Linked DNA regions of Mus musculus: region 1 is linked to region 2. A link is a contact called in ENCODE Hi-C or POLR2A ChIA-PET data. All regions are on one chromosome and are shown on one strand. The core of a region is the stretch at or near the end of the contact, and the rest is flanking DNA. Distances in the headings are between cores, read along the strand shown.

Evidence for each region. A loop is a pair of places that touch in the nucleus more often than their neighbours do. ChIA-PET counts read pairs that join two places held with the same protein, here RNA polymerase II (POLR2A).
Region 1: a loop to region 2 is called in a map of T-helper 17 cell, with 3 times the contacts of the local background. The contact joins two enhancer-like sites. A Hi-C loop is called at or near these places in 1 of 37 maps with a recorded cell type or tissue (T-helper 17 cell). POLR2A ChIA-PET finds 5 or more read pairs at or near these places in 1 of 5 experiments (Patski).

The regions. Positions count from the first base shown.
Region 1 is chr12:102,674,169-102,681,557 of GRCm38, forward strand. It overlaps Itpk1 (inositol 1,3,4-triphosphate 5/6 kinase), which reads right to left. Exons shown (of 10, transcript NM_172584.3): 2 at 1,275-1,299. Among named protein-coding and RNA genes, the nearest start is that of Mir1936, 7.2 kb to the right of the region's middle. Within about 2 kb of position 4,848, at least 1 of the 3 ENCODE cell types and tissues checked has a DNase peak (open chromatin) inside an H3K27ac peak, as active enhancers do.
Region 2 is chr12:101,002,224-101,009,344 of GRCm38, forward strand. All of the region lies in intron 3 of Ccdc88c (coiled-coil domain containing 88C), which reads right to left. The region is part of intron 4 of Gm36756 (predicted gene, 36756); the gene reads left to right. Among named protein-coding and RNA genes, the nearest start is that of Mir1190, 16 kb to the right of the region's middle. Within about 2 kb of position 3,992, at least 1 of the 3 ENCODE cell types and tissues checked has a DNase peak (open chromatin) inside an H3K27ac peak, as active enhancers do.

The DNA.
Region 1 (7,389 bases), core at 3,598-6,097, 1.7 Mb after region 2:
AGTGATTTGCTTTCCAGTTTCTGCAGAGTCTCCCCCAGTGTCCTCCAATCTGAAGCTCTCTCGACTCTCCTGGATGCCAGGAGGAGGTGTGGGGACAGGCATTGCCGTTGCCTTTATTTTTAGATGCCCGAGTAGAAAGCGCTCAGTTTGGCTTCACTCCGTGCCCAGACACCACTTCCTCCCTCAAGCCGTCATCCAAATGAACAACAGACACATCTTGAGAGATTTCAGAACCCTTTTGTCTGGCACACTCTACACAATGGCTCCAAGGCTCCTGTCCACCCCCAGTCAGGGAACCGGGAAGCTCTCGGGCTGGCCAGGTATGTGCACGCCTGCATCGGGAAACCCTTTCCTACAGCTGCGAAGTAGAGCCCTCCTGAAGTTGAACAACGAAGACCTCTGAAGGGTGTATGCCCTAGCAGGCTTTCTGGAAACTTCCTCCAGATGTCTGCCTTCAGCCTTGACCTGGTCCCAATCCCAGGCAGCCCTCTGCAGATGCATGAAGACTCAGCCGTCAGAGTAAATCCAAGTGTGGACAGCTTGGTACACAGTCAGGTTCGTCCTGTGCAGGGACGGTGACACAGGAAACCAGGCACAGCTGTGGTGCACATGTCATAACCTACCCCTCACTATGAGTCTATTAATCTGAGTTCACATCTACCACTGTACCATCCGTGGAAAGACATAACCAATGGGGGCCAGTGTCTCTTACCAGAATATCCACAGGTAATCCCGGGCTCGAGCTCTCACAGACAGGCCAAACGTGCCAACCGTTCTGAGATGCCGCTGCTGGAGCCTGGATATCCATCTCAGGGCCGTCTCTCCACTCTCTCTTCTCCCGCCTTCATTCTATCCATACTCGCTTTTCCCTCCCCCTCCTTCCCTTCTTCCACCTACCACTCCTCCCTCTATCCATCCATCCCTCCTTCTTTCCAGCCAATGAGCTCAAGGCTGAGCACAGAGGACAGGGTGACAGCACAGTCACCTAGGCAGGACTGTCCCTTCATCCTTCCTAACACAACTTGTGTTAGGAGTGTCTTGACCTCCGGGACCCCTGGCCCTTCCTACTCGTCACCCACTGTAACTTTCCAAACAGGAACAGCCAGCAGCAAGTCTGCACCCAGTGCGGGGCAGGAGCTATGTCAGATCTCCAGGCGAGGGGGAGTATCACAATCCAGGTGCCCATGTACAGCAGTCAGACGCCCAAACTCTCCCAAAGACAAAGTGCACGCTTAGCTCAGCACAGGGCAATGTGAAGAAGTGGTCTCACTCACCTGCACGACTTCTATCCCTCGCTTCCTGCAGAGAAAACAAAAAGAAAAAGAGTTACTTCAGCAGCAGGCAGGTGCCCTCTGCAGACGACCCACTACAGTCCGCTGAAAGCAGGACCTGGAACGAACAGCGGCATGAGGGAGGGTGGTGGCTCAGGCGGCTCAGGGCAGGCCTCTCCGGCCAGCAGGCTCAGAAGATCCCCCTTTCAAGGACAAGGTGTATGGGCCCTGTGCCCCAGTTCCCCCTCACAACCTAGAAGAGATGGCCAATTCGCAGGGAAACTTGGCTGGTGCCCTGTAGAGCTGGCAGCAACTATCACCTCCAGCCCCTGATGCAGACAGGCCTTTGGCAGTAAGAGCTCTGGCCTGGACAGCCCCTAGAGTCCCCTGTTTGTCTCAACTATTACAGGTGGATCCCCAAGATTCTCATCTCAACCTGAACACTCTGTCCTGGTTTCTGGTTCCGCCTCAGCCAATCACGCTGGCCAGCTACTTTCCCATTTGTGCTAATCCAATGACCTCTAGCTAACCATATCCCCTGCCTCTGCCTCCTGAGTGCTGGCATAAAGGCGTGTACCGCCATACCTGCCACTAACTGTTTCTCTGTCTGACCAATACAGCTTTTGTGGTTTTTGTTATGGTTGTTTGTTTGGAGACAGGGCTTCTTTGTGTAGCCCCAACTATCCTAGAACTAACTCTGTAGATCAGGCTGGCCTCAAACTCAGAACTCAAGAGATCCATCTGCCTCTGCCTCCTGAGTTCTGGTATTAAAGGTCTACCCCCCACCACCACCACCCAGCCACTATTATGAACTTTTAACATACAAAGAAGTGAGTTTCACTGTGGCATTTCTATGCACACACGTCCTTACACCCACTCATGTCTGCTCTTTCTGTTCCCACGTCACGCACACTCGGCCGCCCTCACTACCTCACCTCTCCCTCCCCTTACCTAGTCCTCAGGCATATCCCTAAAGGAGTCATCAGCGCACCGTGTTTGCTGCTGCACCATTCACAGCAGGCAGGCGATGGGACCAATAACCTACAGCTCTGTCAACAGATGAATGACTGCACAGAGAAATGTATACAGTGGAATTCTATCCTGCTGTGAAGAGAAAAGAGACCATGGCATTTGTAGGGGAGTGAACAGAACTAAAGTTCACTGTGCTAAATGAAATAAGCCAGACTCAAAAAGACAAATATGTTTTCTCTCACGGTGGGATTAGCCTGGGCTTTGTGTCCTCCATCTTTCTTCCCACCATGTATCCATCACCCTGGTCTCGCTCACGCCCGTCTAAGCACATGGGTTCTGTGTACAGCTTCCTGGAGCATACCACACCAAGGCTCTCTGCTCTATTCCTCGTCGACCTGCCTCGAGTTTCTTACTGAAAGCCGGAGCCAGGACCATCTCTGTGGGCTCCAGCACGCAGGGCTGTCTCAGTCCTCTCCAGGGTGTGTACACAGCATCCAACCTTCCCCCACCCACTCACACAATATACCCATGATCCTATGCCTCCATTCTTCCAGTTCTCAAGTATAGACTACTGCCGCTCAGGGAGAAATAGCAAAACCAAGACCCACAGAGCCTCAGATGGCCCATATGAATATTTTGCTAAGAAAGGGCAGATGCTTGGAAAGAAAAGGCTGGGTCCGAGCAAGATCAGGGCCCTGCAACTTACTCACTCACTTGGGCACCCTGAGACGGTGGAACTGAGTAAAATGAAAAACTGTGCCCAGGCCTACTTCTGGTGCCTACCAGCCAACAGCTGCTCATAAAGGGCTGCTGTCCAGTAGAGCTATAAATATGGAAAAGCAGCTTAGCTCCCAAGCCTGGCACAGCAGTCAGAGGGCACAATAAATGTCAGCCTGCATCCCCGAGGCCTCAGGAAGCAGGCAGGATCTCCCCTCAGCTGAGGTCACCCTCATCACTTCTTACATGTTTGCCAACTAGCTGCTGGGCAACAGCTTCCTGAGGACCAACAGAGGGGCTGACAGAGGAGACAGTCAGGCTGAGGGCCACAAGAACCAGCTGGGTCAACTGGAGAAAGCAAGGGCTAGCGTACCCTTTAACCCTATGTCCCAAAAGGACGTGGCCCCAAAGAACCCAATGAGGGAATGCTACGGTTGTCACCACTGGAGATTCTCGGGTCATTTCATCTCCCTGCACCTCCTGAAGGAATGGCAGGCAATACCTACCTGCTCCCATGACTGCACAAGGCACAGGCCAGACACACACCAGCAAGGCCTCAGGCCACCCGTGCCTACAGCAAGGGGACAAAGTCATGAGGAGCCTCTGCACACTGAGAACCTGGATCATCTGCCCCCAGGTCATCCAAGCCCAACTGGAGAGAGAAGAAAACTGAAGCTGGCTCCATAGGTGAGGGGGGCCTGTCCCAGGCAGGTCACACAGCCTTTAGCTGCTCAAAGATGCACTCTTAAACATCAACATATAGATGGGAAAAAAAAGCAGGTGACAAAAAGGCACACATCACCCACACCTGGAGGGGCCAGTTTCCCTCTGGGGGGAAATATGCTGATATCTAGATGATGTCAGCACGTGGCTCTCTCCTGCTAAGCCACCTGTAGTTGCTTCCAATCACCCCAATCTTGAACAGCAATGGGGGGGGGGGTCTCTAACTTTGAAAACAGATGGGATGCATCCAATAGAGCAAGCGAGGAAGCCTGGCGGTTATCTCACAGAGAGCTGAGCTCCCCGGGGGCCCAGGCACCTTATCCAGCTCAGACCTCTAGGAAGAGGGAGGACAACAGAGACTTTGAGAGTCCCCTCTCCTTACACAGGCACTCGCAACCTGCAGCCCCACAAGGAGAAGGTCCTGGTCACTACTGTATTACTCAAAGGAGAAGCAAGATGGTGCTCAGAGGGAGGGGAGTGTTTTCCCAGACTGACTGGCCTGACATAGTTGGGCGTGATCCCCAGGTAGGCAAGAAAAGTCTTCAGCCTCTGGGCAAAGTTCTTGAGCCTCTGACACCTTCATATAATAGGGAAGAGGCGGGTAGGTGGGGGGGGGGGGGGGGGGAGGGGGCTCCATAGCAACCCTTCCACCTCAGGGAAAAAAAAAAATCAACCTGTAGGGCTCACTTCGGTTCTTCATCAGGGACCCCCCAAGAGCAGACTCCTGAAATTCTGTCCTAATCAGAAAATTCAGAAAGGAAATCTCGAGCCTTAAAAACAAGGGACAAGAGGGGAACATTAAAGACGGGAGAGGGGACAGAAACCAGGGAGCTGGCTGTCAAGTGACTACCGTCCCACCTCATCATCCAGACACACAACCGTTTGAAAGCTTCGGGCTCTGGGATGGCAGCTGCAGCTGAAGCGCAGAGTGAGGTACTTGCCAGAATTGACACAGACAGGCCGCAAGCCACCCCACCAAAGGAACAGCATGCAGCAGTAAACAGAGTCGGGCTGGAAGCTTTGTATTTCCATGAGAAACAACACCAAGGCCACAAGAGAGCTTCGAGGGGCAGAACCCTGTGTCCCGTACACAACTCCACTGAGAACAATGTCCAGAAGGAGACTGGGGACTTCAATGTCCAGAAGGAGAATGGGGACTTGTGTGCACAGAATGAATCCAAAAGCACCACACGATGACCTCAGCAAGGCCTCGGGGCAAGGGCAAGGGCAGCTGGGAGGAGGGGCTGGAGAGAAGGCAGACTTCTCCATTGTGTCCTTGACAGAGAGAAAGAAACATCAGGCAGTCTCCCAAGTCCTTCCCAGAGACAAGCTGAAGTGACCCCAAGGCAGGGCCACACCACGGTCACAGCAGACACTCAGAACTGAGGTTCTAGGCCAGGGTCAGCATCTGGGTCCTTGGGGGCAGAGGGCCCAGGCTATGGGCAAATCCATTACTTTCAACAATACCATGAAAGTAACAATAAAAGGTAAAGCTTAATAATTTAAATGTTATTAAAAGCCTGTGCCTAGGGGACTTTTCTTGGTAAAATGTGTTCAGTTTGGAGCAGACTCAAAGTCATAATCTTGTCTTCCAGCTGGACCCCTCCCCAGAACTGCAGGGAGAGTACACCCTTGGGGAGCTAAACACTTGCAGAAAGAGCAGAGATGGCCCCTCCTTTGGAGAGGAACAGCTCCAGGTTCAAGATGGTGGCTGTCCACACCAGCAGTCCTCTTCCTGGACTCTTAAGTACCACTAAGGCCCCTCCCTCGGTCTGCCGTGGGCACAGTCCTGGCCTTGGGTAATGACACATGAACAGATACAGCATGTATTTCAGAAAGCAGCATTCAGCTGTGACCACTGGACCCTCTCACCAGTCCTCCTGACCTGGGCCAGTCTGCAAAGAAGGTAGTTACCAGGTGGACCCTCACCCAGCATTTGGAAAGCTGAGGCAGAAGGACTGTGAGTTTGAGACCAGTTTCCCCCAAACGCCATCCACAAGAGCAGGGGATGCTGCCAACTGGGAGTGGTGCCACAAGCAACCAAAAGACAGACTCCATAATGTGCAGGACAGAATTATCTGGTCTAAAGTGACCACAGTGCACAGTTAAGGGGATACTGCGGAGGGAACCACAGTGGACTCTGTAAGAGCCTGAGCTAGGCCTTCAGTGTTTCTCTTGCAGTGTCCCTGCAGCCTGACCTAGCCTGTCCTGACTGACAACTGCCGTTCAGGAAGCAGGGGTGTGCCCTATCTTTACACCCCCAAACTTTAAACTCCTGGCTGGTAGCAGATGAAAAAGCAGCCTACAAGGTACTGAACAGCCGGTAACACCAGACTCTTCCCTCACCCCCACTCCCATAGTTCCCTTCTCTAAGTCACCTAAGCCTCGCCCACATCTGGGCTTTCCCAGCGGTCACCTCTATGCGAATGCCCGTCTTCACGTAGCAAAGTGCAGCTCACCCGTAATGCCACATACACCAAGGACCCTTCCCTCAGTGGCTCGTCAGCTGCACCACCAGCCAACACTGCCAATGAGCGCCCATGAGGCTGCAGGCAGTGAGGCCCCAGACCCAGAGGCTGGTCTTGGTTTTTGCCTTCCCTGCCCACAGCTATGCCCAGCAGGCACCACACTGCATTAGTGCCCCCTTTCCAGACTTTCAGTGCCAGGCTCAGCCTGGAGCCGCCTGCCTGCCTGTGGCCTCCGTGGAATCCCCGTTCCCTTGCCGACTGCTCTGTGATTTGGATTTCCCTCCTGTTTAACAGTGCCAGGAACTGAAATGGCCTGATATAAAGACAACATATGAACAGAATTTTAAAGCCAGCACAAACATATGAATTGTTTGGACAGCAGCAGAAAAAGAACCAGATAAACTGGAAGCTGCCATGTGTCTTTTTTTTAATGGGATGGAGGTTCATTCCCTTAATTGAAAGTCAGCCACCTGAAGACCCTGCCCATACCGTGTGCCCCATCCAAGGGAGGCAATCAGGCCCGAGTGTGGGTCTCAGCACAGATGAAGCAACCTGACTCATCAAACCCTAAGACCCCAACAAGCCGGTGGGGCCCGGAAGTGGCTCTTCCGGTGACCCTACGCTGGCAGAGCAGATGACTCACTCACCCAGCTTCCAGGAGTGGCAAGCATCTGGGATGCACTGCCCATGCAGCCTACTCTTTGGTCTTCAGAGCGGAATCACAACGGGGGTGGGGGGAGCCACAGGGCCTTCCAGGATAGGTTCCAGCCAGCCAGAAAGGCCTCAGGTCTATCCTTCTCTGACACACCTAAACTCTGTAGAGCAATCTCACCTTGAGATCTTTTGGGCCCTCAACTGGAGGGAAACCAAGGATGAGGAGACCTAACAGAAGGCTTCTGTCAACCTAGCTACCAGTAGACCTTACTGAGACCCACAGTGTAGCCTGCTTCCTGGATGCAGTACTCTGAGCCCCAGGAATGCAAGAACAATCCTGACCTGGAGAGTAAGGTAAGCTTTGAGCAGGGAGGCTCTGGAACTCTGAGAGGAAGAATTCTATTGTCCATGGTTCACGATTTTCCAACACCCACTGTTTACAGAAGCAGCCCTGCACATAGACAGCAAGCATGCAGAGTACTCACACTCAGAAAGGCTACACACCAGTGACTGAGCTGTCTCCTGAGCGGCCAACGCACCTCTCCAACTATAAACTCCTTCCTGGTCCCAGGAGCGCCTGGGGA
Region 2 (7,121 bases), core at 2,742-5,241:
CCCAGGCAAGTGTTCTACCACTGAGCATATCCTTAGCCCTTTTATTCAGGTGTGTGCGTGGAGATCGGAGTGAGTAGGTATGTTGTGTGTGTGTGTCTGTGTGTGTGTTAGCCTCTATGTGCATGCAAAGGCCAGGCTTCCTGCTCTGTCAACCCCATCTTATTCAGGTGTGTGCGTGGAGATCGGAGTGAGTAGGTATGTTGTGTGTGTGCTAGCCCCTATGTGCATGCAAAGGCCAGGCTTCCTGCTCTGTCAACCCCATCTTATTCCGGTGAGACAAGGGCTAGCAGACAGCAAGCTCTAACAATCCTTCTGTCTCCCCGCACAGTGCTCAAATTACAGGTATGTGTGTACCTATCAGGCTATTCACGTAGCTGCAGGGGATTTAAATGCAGGTCCTTATGCTGTCCCAACAAGCTCTTACTTGCTGAACAATCTCTGCAACCTGTTTTTGTTTGAGATGGGGTCTTGAACTCCTGCTTCTCGCTCTTGATTACTGGGATAGTAAGCCTGAGTCACTATGCCTGGCTTCAGGATGTATTTTTGTACTACAGAGGATTGAACCAGGGCCCTGCCTGTGCTGCCTAAGAAATATTCTACACTGAGCCACAGTCTTGGAACTCACCACTGGAGTTCACTAAGCAGACCAGGTTGGCCCATTCCCAGTATCCTCCAGGTCCAGGCCTCTGCCTCTCTGCCTACAAACTACTCCTTACAAGTGAGTCATCCCTCCAGGCCCAGCTACAGTGCCTACCTCCCCCCATCCCCAGGGCAAAGTGTCTCTCTTTCAGTCAGAGGTCCAGCTAGGAACTCAGGGGGCCACCATCTGATCTGCCAAGCGTGACTTGCTTGGTTTCTGCTGAAGTAGACTTTGATCTGAGCTTCCAACCTGCTGTCCAGGAAGGGGAGGGCTCCTCCCTCATTCTGCTTGAATTCGGGAGTGCAGAGGACCCACTGTTGAAGAGAAGACAGCCAGGGGCTCTGCCTGCCTCCTCTGTCAGCCGCAACTTGCTAGCTACTCATCTTCCTGGCTGAGGAAACTGTACCAAGCTGTCACTTGACAAAACCAGTTCTCCCAGCTCAAGAATAGTGTAGGACCTGGTGAATGGCTGATGGGAAACTAGACACCCCTGGGAACAGCTTCCTTCTTGATGAAACAAGGTGCTGGGGAAGACAGGAGTGCTCCTGCAAGTTATAAACTATTTTATTGTCCGCTGCAAGCTGGGACAGAGAACCTGACTCTCCAATGGATAGCACACAGCACAGTAACACAATAGCTTCAAAAAGATGCAGTTTTTCTCACAGTGAGACAAATAAATGCATCTGTGTAAGTGGGGTGACTGTTACAAAGCTGGCAAAAAGGCAACCTCCCTGGTTCCTTGACAAAGGCCAACTCTGCACCTAGCGTGAGAGAGGGGACAGCCTTTCTGAGCACCTCACTGTGCACTGGTACCACAGCACACCAAATCCTGGGGAGGCAGGATGAAGGAAGGCATCAATCACATCTGGGGACCAGTGGGACCAGTGCACAGTGGTAAGACTGAAACAAGACATCAGGGCTTCACAGTCCAAGCCACGAGGACCATCCAGTCAGTCTCAAGAGCATGCCACGGAAGGACGGGATGGCTCACCCATCCTTCCACCAACACCTAACACCCAAACAGCTATTCCATCACACAGGGCTAACTGGTGAACTGGGCATGCCATGGTGGGGCTAAAGAGCCAGATGCTGGACTCTGGTCTTGAGGTCCTCACTCGCTTCATTCCTTAGGCAGCAGTCTCTTAAATCTGTCCCTCAAGCCCATAGAGAGGGGTGGCACTTAGGTCCCCAGCCACTCAGTATCAAAGCATAATACAATTCCTATCTTCCGAAGATGACAGACTTCATCCTTTCCTGTTATTTAATGCAATATTCCCTACTCCCCGCCTTGGCCTCACAGATCTCCAGGTGCCTCTTAATGCACCACACTAAGGACCTGCATTAACGCATTAACACTTCTTTTCACATAACATAGCACCCCAGGCTGGTCTTGCTTTGAAGTCTGGGTCCTCAGGGGTGTAGGACCCAAACTATTAGAAATGCAGGTGGGATGTAAACTCCATAGGCTAGCAGCTTCCCTAGAGTCCACCAATCACGGCTCGCAACCAGAAAAAGGGCATCAGGGAGCTTTCTCATGTCCTACCAGATTCACAGTTCTCCTGACCCGGGAGTGACTTCAACATAAACTCCTAGGTTCCACTTCCCTCCACTGCATCAGGACTATGATGCATATTCCTGCCAGTTCCAACAGTGTGGCAGAGCCACCCGGAAGATGGAGAATTCCAGGCCAGCCCAAGCTCTGTAGTAAGACCCCTTTCCCTTTCTCGCTGAGGCTGCTATACCTTCCTGGGTCTTACTACATAAACAAGGCTAGCTTGGAATTCTCCATCTTCCTGCAGCCCAAGTGCTAGGGTTACAAGCTTATCTTTCCACACTCTGCTCCTACTGCATGGATAGTTCATTCTGTCCTGAGAACGAACTATTCCCTACAGCACATCTCCACCTCTAAGAGAAGTCACCACAGGAATTTTATTTCAGAAGCCAAATGGTGCAGAGAAAAATGAAGGGCAGAGTTCTGAAATCGATGCAGATATTCAGGCCATACAAGATGGTGCAGGCCTTTCTTTAGTCCCAGCACTTGGGAGGCAGATAGACCTCTGTGAGTTCCAGGTCAGCCAGGACATCACAGTGAGACTCTGACTCTCACACACACACACACACACACACACACACACACACACACACACACTCCCTCCCTCCCTCCCTCCCCCCCCCCACCCCTCTCTGGGTATGGCCCAGGGCAAGCCTCTCCACACTCCAGGGCCTCATTTCTCATCAGTGAGAAATGAGGACAATACCCAAGCCATCTGCTTCATAATTTTTAATGGGCTCTTCGATGACTGGCCTTACTCTCTTTGTTTCTCGTATGACAAAGCTATAATTAAAAAGCTAATCCATGTCTGAACCAATGAGGCAGCATGTACAACCACAGGCATGCGTGTGTGCCCGCGCATACACACACACACACACACACACACACACACACACACACAACTTTGAGGTACACACAGCTCAATCATCATACTGTTCTGTGGCCATGCTCTAGAGGCCTCTTTCTAAGGGCCAATCTCTTTTTCTCTGTCTCTGCTGTGTGTGCGTGTTACTCTTCTGTTGCTGTGCTAAGACACCATGTCCAACACAGCTCTCAGAGTGATACGAGTCTATCAAGGTCAGCAGGCAGCAGGCAGCAGGCAGCATGGCAGCAGGCAGCAAGTGTATTGGCTGCAGCAGGCAGCTAGGGGCTCTCATATAGTGAGCCACAAACACGGAGCAGAGAGAGCCAACTAGAAATGGCCTGAGTCTAAGTTTTCAAAGCCTGACCCCAGTGACTTCCTCCAGGAAGGACATGCCTCCTAAACCTTCCCAAACAGCACCATCAACCGGGCACCAGGCACCAAATGTCTATCTAAAACTATGTGTGACATTTATCACTCAAACCTCCACAGTTGTTTTGTTACTAACACATTTCGGACTTTCCCCACAATGCAACTGTTTAAGTGGGAGGGAAACCTCACCCATTCTCTATGGGCCAGCATACTTCCTCTTCATGCCTGGGACTGCCCCAGGGCTCTGCTGTCAGTCTACACCTATCTCAAGAATTGAAGTCAACTATGGCAGCCAGAACTCCATGTCTGCACCGCCTCTGAGCATCCTCAGATCAACAGAAGCAGTGGTGACTGCTATATGCACTAAGGGATAGCATCCTAAGTGTTTTAACTAGACTGACCTACGCATCCTTAGCAAAAGGAATGACAAGGTTGCTGGAGAAAGGATGTGAATGGCGGGGTCTGAACACAGAGTCAAATCTGCAAAGCAACGTCAGCTCCTCTGTGGAACGAGCTGCTGGACGGCATCGACTCCACGCGGCTGGCAGGGATTTCTTGGCTGTGCTGTGTTACTGTCTGTCAGCTCAGGCTCTGAGTCAGGACCTCTTGGCTGGCTGGGGGCATGGCAAGTACTCTACAGAGGGGAGATTGGAGAATCAACCAGCAGGGATGAGTAGGGATCAGGGCAGAGGAGAGTTATCTGGGGCAAAGCAGAGGGTGATGCTCTGAAAATGCCTAACACAGAAAAGACCCAATTAGACCCTGACGCTTCGGAACCACCTCCCTTGGTTGAGGCTTAGAACTGAGCATGGTTACACCAGATGGCATCCAAGCCCGGAGCGTGCTCACCTAAGGCAAGCTCCCAGGGAACTGTCTGTCACCCAGCTTAAAGCAGGTTTGAAGGTGCACAGCTCCAGCTTTAACACCTCCACATGTTCCATCTCCAGTCAGGGTGCAGCTCACCAAGTCCTGCAGACCGGCCCAGCGGATGCCTGAAGCTGTAGCGCCATCCCCCAGGGACTAGCTCAGGTCAGATGGCCTCTGCAGAACCTACTCTGAACTATATAATAAGAGATAACTGAACCCAGAAAGGCACTGAGGGCTACAACCCCCAAAGTTCTTCCTAGAGCCCCACATTTCTAGTCAGATGCACACCGTAGAGTCTGCCTTGATAGAGGCTCCAGGCAACAAAGCCACATTGGCCTTCCTTAGGCTGAATGTCCACAGAAACCAAAGCTAAGCAGCAGCCACCTTAGGGACTTTCCACAGGGACTTATGCGGCTTCAGGAAGAGTCCAGGCTGATGCCTGGAAAGGAAACAAGGCAAGGAAGGAAGGAACCTGAGGGACTGGAGTTGAGATATGAAGTCTAGACTCAGCCGATGCTGTCTCCAGGTCTCTAAGAGGTGGACCAAAGAAAGCCACATGTGGCCCATTGCGGTGTTGTCCTGTGTCCTGTGTGCTAAACAGGAGCGGCTTAGAAGATTCCAGTTACCAAAATCTTCTTAAAGAGAACCATTTAGATGCAAGTCTCAAGCAATGCTGGTATCCTAGATCATGAGAACTGTCTGATCTCTCACTGGGAAATGGCGTTGTTCCCAAGCATCCTTCAGAGAAGCTGGAGGTGAGTACTACCCCACTGGGTCACTGAAGCCCCTTCCCAAGCTTGTGTTTTTAGTTTTTGGGATAGGTCTGCATGTGGTTAATGATGACCTTGAACTCCTGGACCTCCTGCCTCACCTCCCGAAGGCTGGGATTATAGGCGTGTGCTAGCGGCATCTGTCCTGTCTGACTGGAGAGTGCTATAGACTGAAGCCTGCGCTCACTCTATGAAAGCAACCTAACCATAAGCTACACACCTATCACCCCTCCCAGCTCTAACAATAGACTGATAAACAACTACTACAGCCTTAGAAACACTAAGGAACAGGGGTTAATAGCCCAACTGTTTTCAGACAGGAAGTGGGTGAGAAACGGGGTATTCAAGGGAGTTCCACATAACGTAGGCCGTACAGCCAGACTTCTGTCGACCCCGTTACGTGGAGCCGCACAGATAAGCTCTGCTCTTCCACTTTGCATGCATGTGTGTTGCCGGGAATCCAACACTGGCCTTCAAATCCATGAGGTAAGCATTTTATCACTGAGCTACAACCCTATCCCTGGCTGAATTATTAACTCATATATGTGGTCTTAGACAACTCTTACCTATACAGAGAGGGCTGAGCTGGGCCCTGTAGCTCTGGGTTGCTATAGTTCACTCTCTAATGCCCTCACACTGACCCTGGCCTGAGCTCAGGTGTGTCTTAAGCTATGCATATGCCTGGCTAGAGCTCTGGATGGTGGCTGAGCTTAGCCCTCCTGTGTGAAGTGGAGAAGCAGAGCAAGCGAAAGGTGAGAGCAGAGAGGAACTGCGCCTGCTGCTTAGCTCAACAGTTCACAGTAGGAGCCCAAACCGATAAACAAACAAGAAAGGCGGCACATGGCAGGCTGTCAGCTTATGCGGAACACTAAAAATGACTAAAAAAGGATGGAAACCCTCAAACACATGCCGCTTCCACCAAATAAAGACAGATCTGTTCCAACAGTGGGCCATGACTCAGAAGCACACTGGGGGAGCAAGCTGTGAGCCCTTCCCTCGGGATCCATCAAAAGGAGTTCCCCGGATATTAATAGCCCTCAGCTGTCCCCTGGAAGCCAGAGATTGCCTTCCCAGGGAGGGGCCACAGCCACAGCCAGACAGAACCACTCAAAGGTGCTGAGGCAGCAGGAGGATGAGTGGCAGGTATGCCTGGGCCTTCTCTCATTACGACGGAAGCCATAGAAAACAGAAGGCCAAAACCAAAGCACACACACGGTCCTGGTTCCTCTCAGCCTGAGAAGTGACTTTCATCCTGACCCCACAGAAGTACGAGGTGGGGCCAGATAAAGCCAAGGCTCCCAAGTCACACACCTGCACTGGGATCACACTAGTTCCAGTTAAAGAAGGCCGGGCAGAGGCCCCTAGGCTAGCTAGCTAATGGCCAGGAGAACCCGGTTGAGGGGAGAACGTGACAAAACCCACCCTCCTTCCATTCTCTCAAGACAAAAGGGAACAGACTTAGCTCCAGACCCCTGCTCCACCTTCCTCAGGGCCTCCAAGCCCCACCCTCCTCCAGGGGATGCCACTCCTTTTTGTCTAGAAGCAAGTCCAAGATCAGATCCAAGGCCTCAGTGGGGAGGGATACTTCAGCCTCTGCCAGGTTAATTCCAGTTCAGTGCAAACGTGAATTTCTAAAAAGATCTCTACTGAGTCAGCAAAATGGCTCAATGGTTAGGTAAAGGCCCTTGTCTGGCAACTTCAGTTTCCAGCAGGAACTCACGTAATCTAAGGTGGAGAGAACAGATGCCACAAAGTTGTCCTCTGATCTCCACAGGCATGCATGGCGTGAGCACCCATATACACACTCGTGCACGCACTAATAGTAATAATAATAATACTGAAATTGAATTTAACAAAAATTTTTCTACTACAACCCATCAGCCACAGGGACATCTCAGCTGCTAGGACTTAAGATTGTCTCAATGCAGAGAAAGTCCTAAACTGACGAGAAAAAAAGGAAGGAAGGAAAGGAGGGATAGGGATGTTGGCTGAGCAGCCTAAGCAGTTTAAGAAATGTGCCTCACAGGCTCAAGTATGGTCCCGGGTTGATGGCACTGT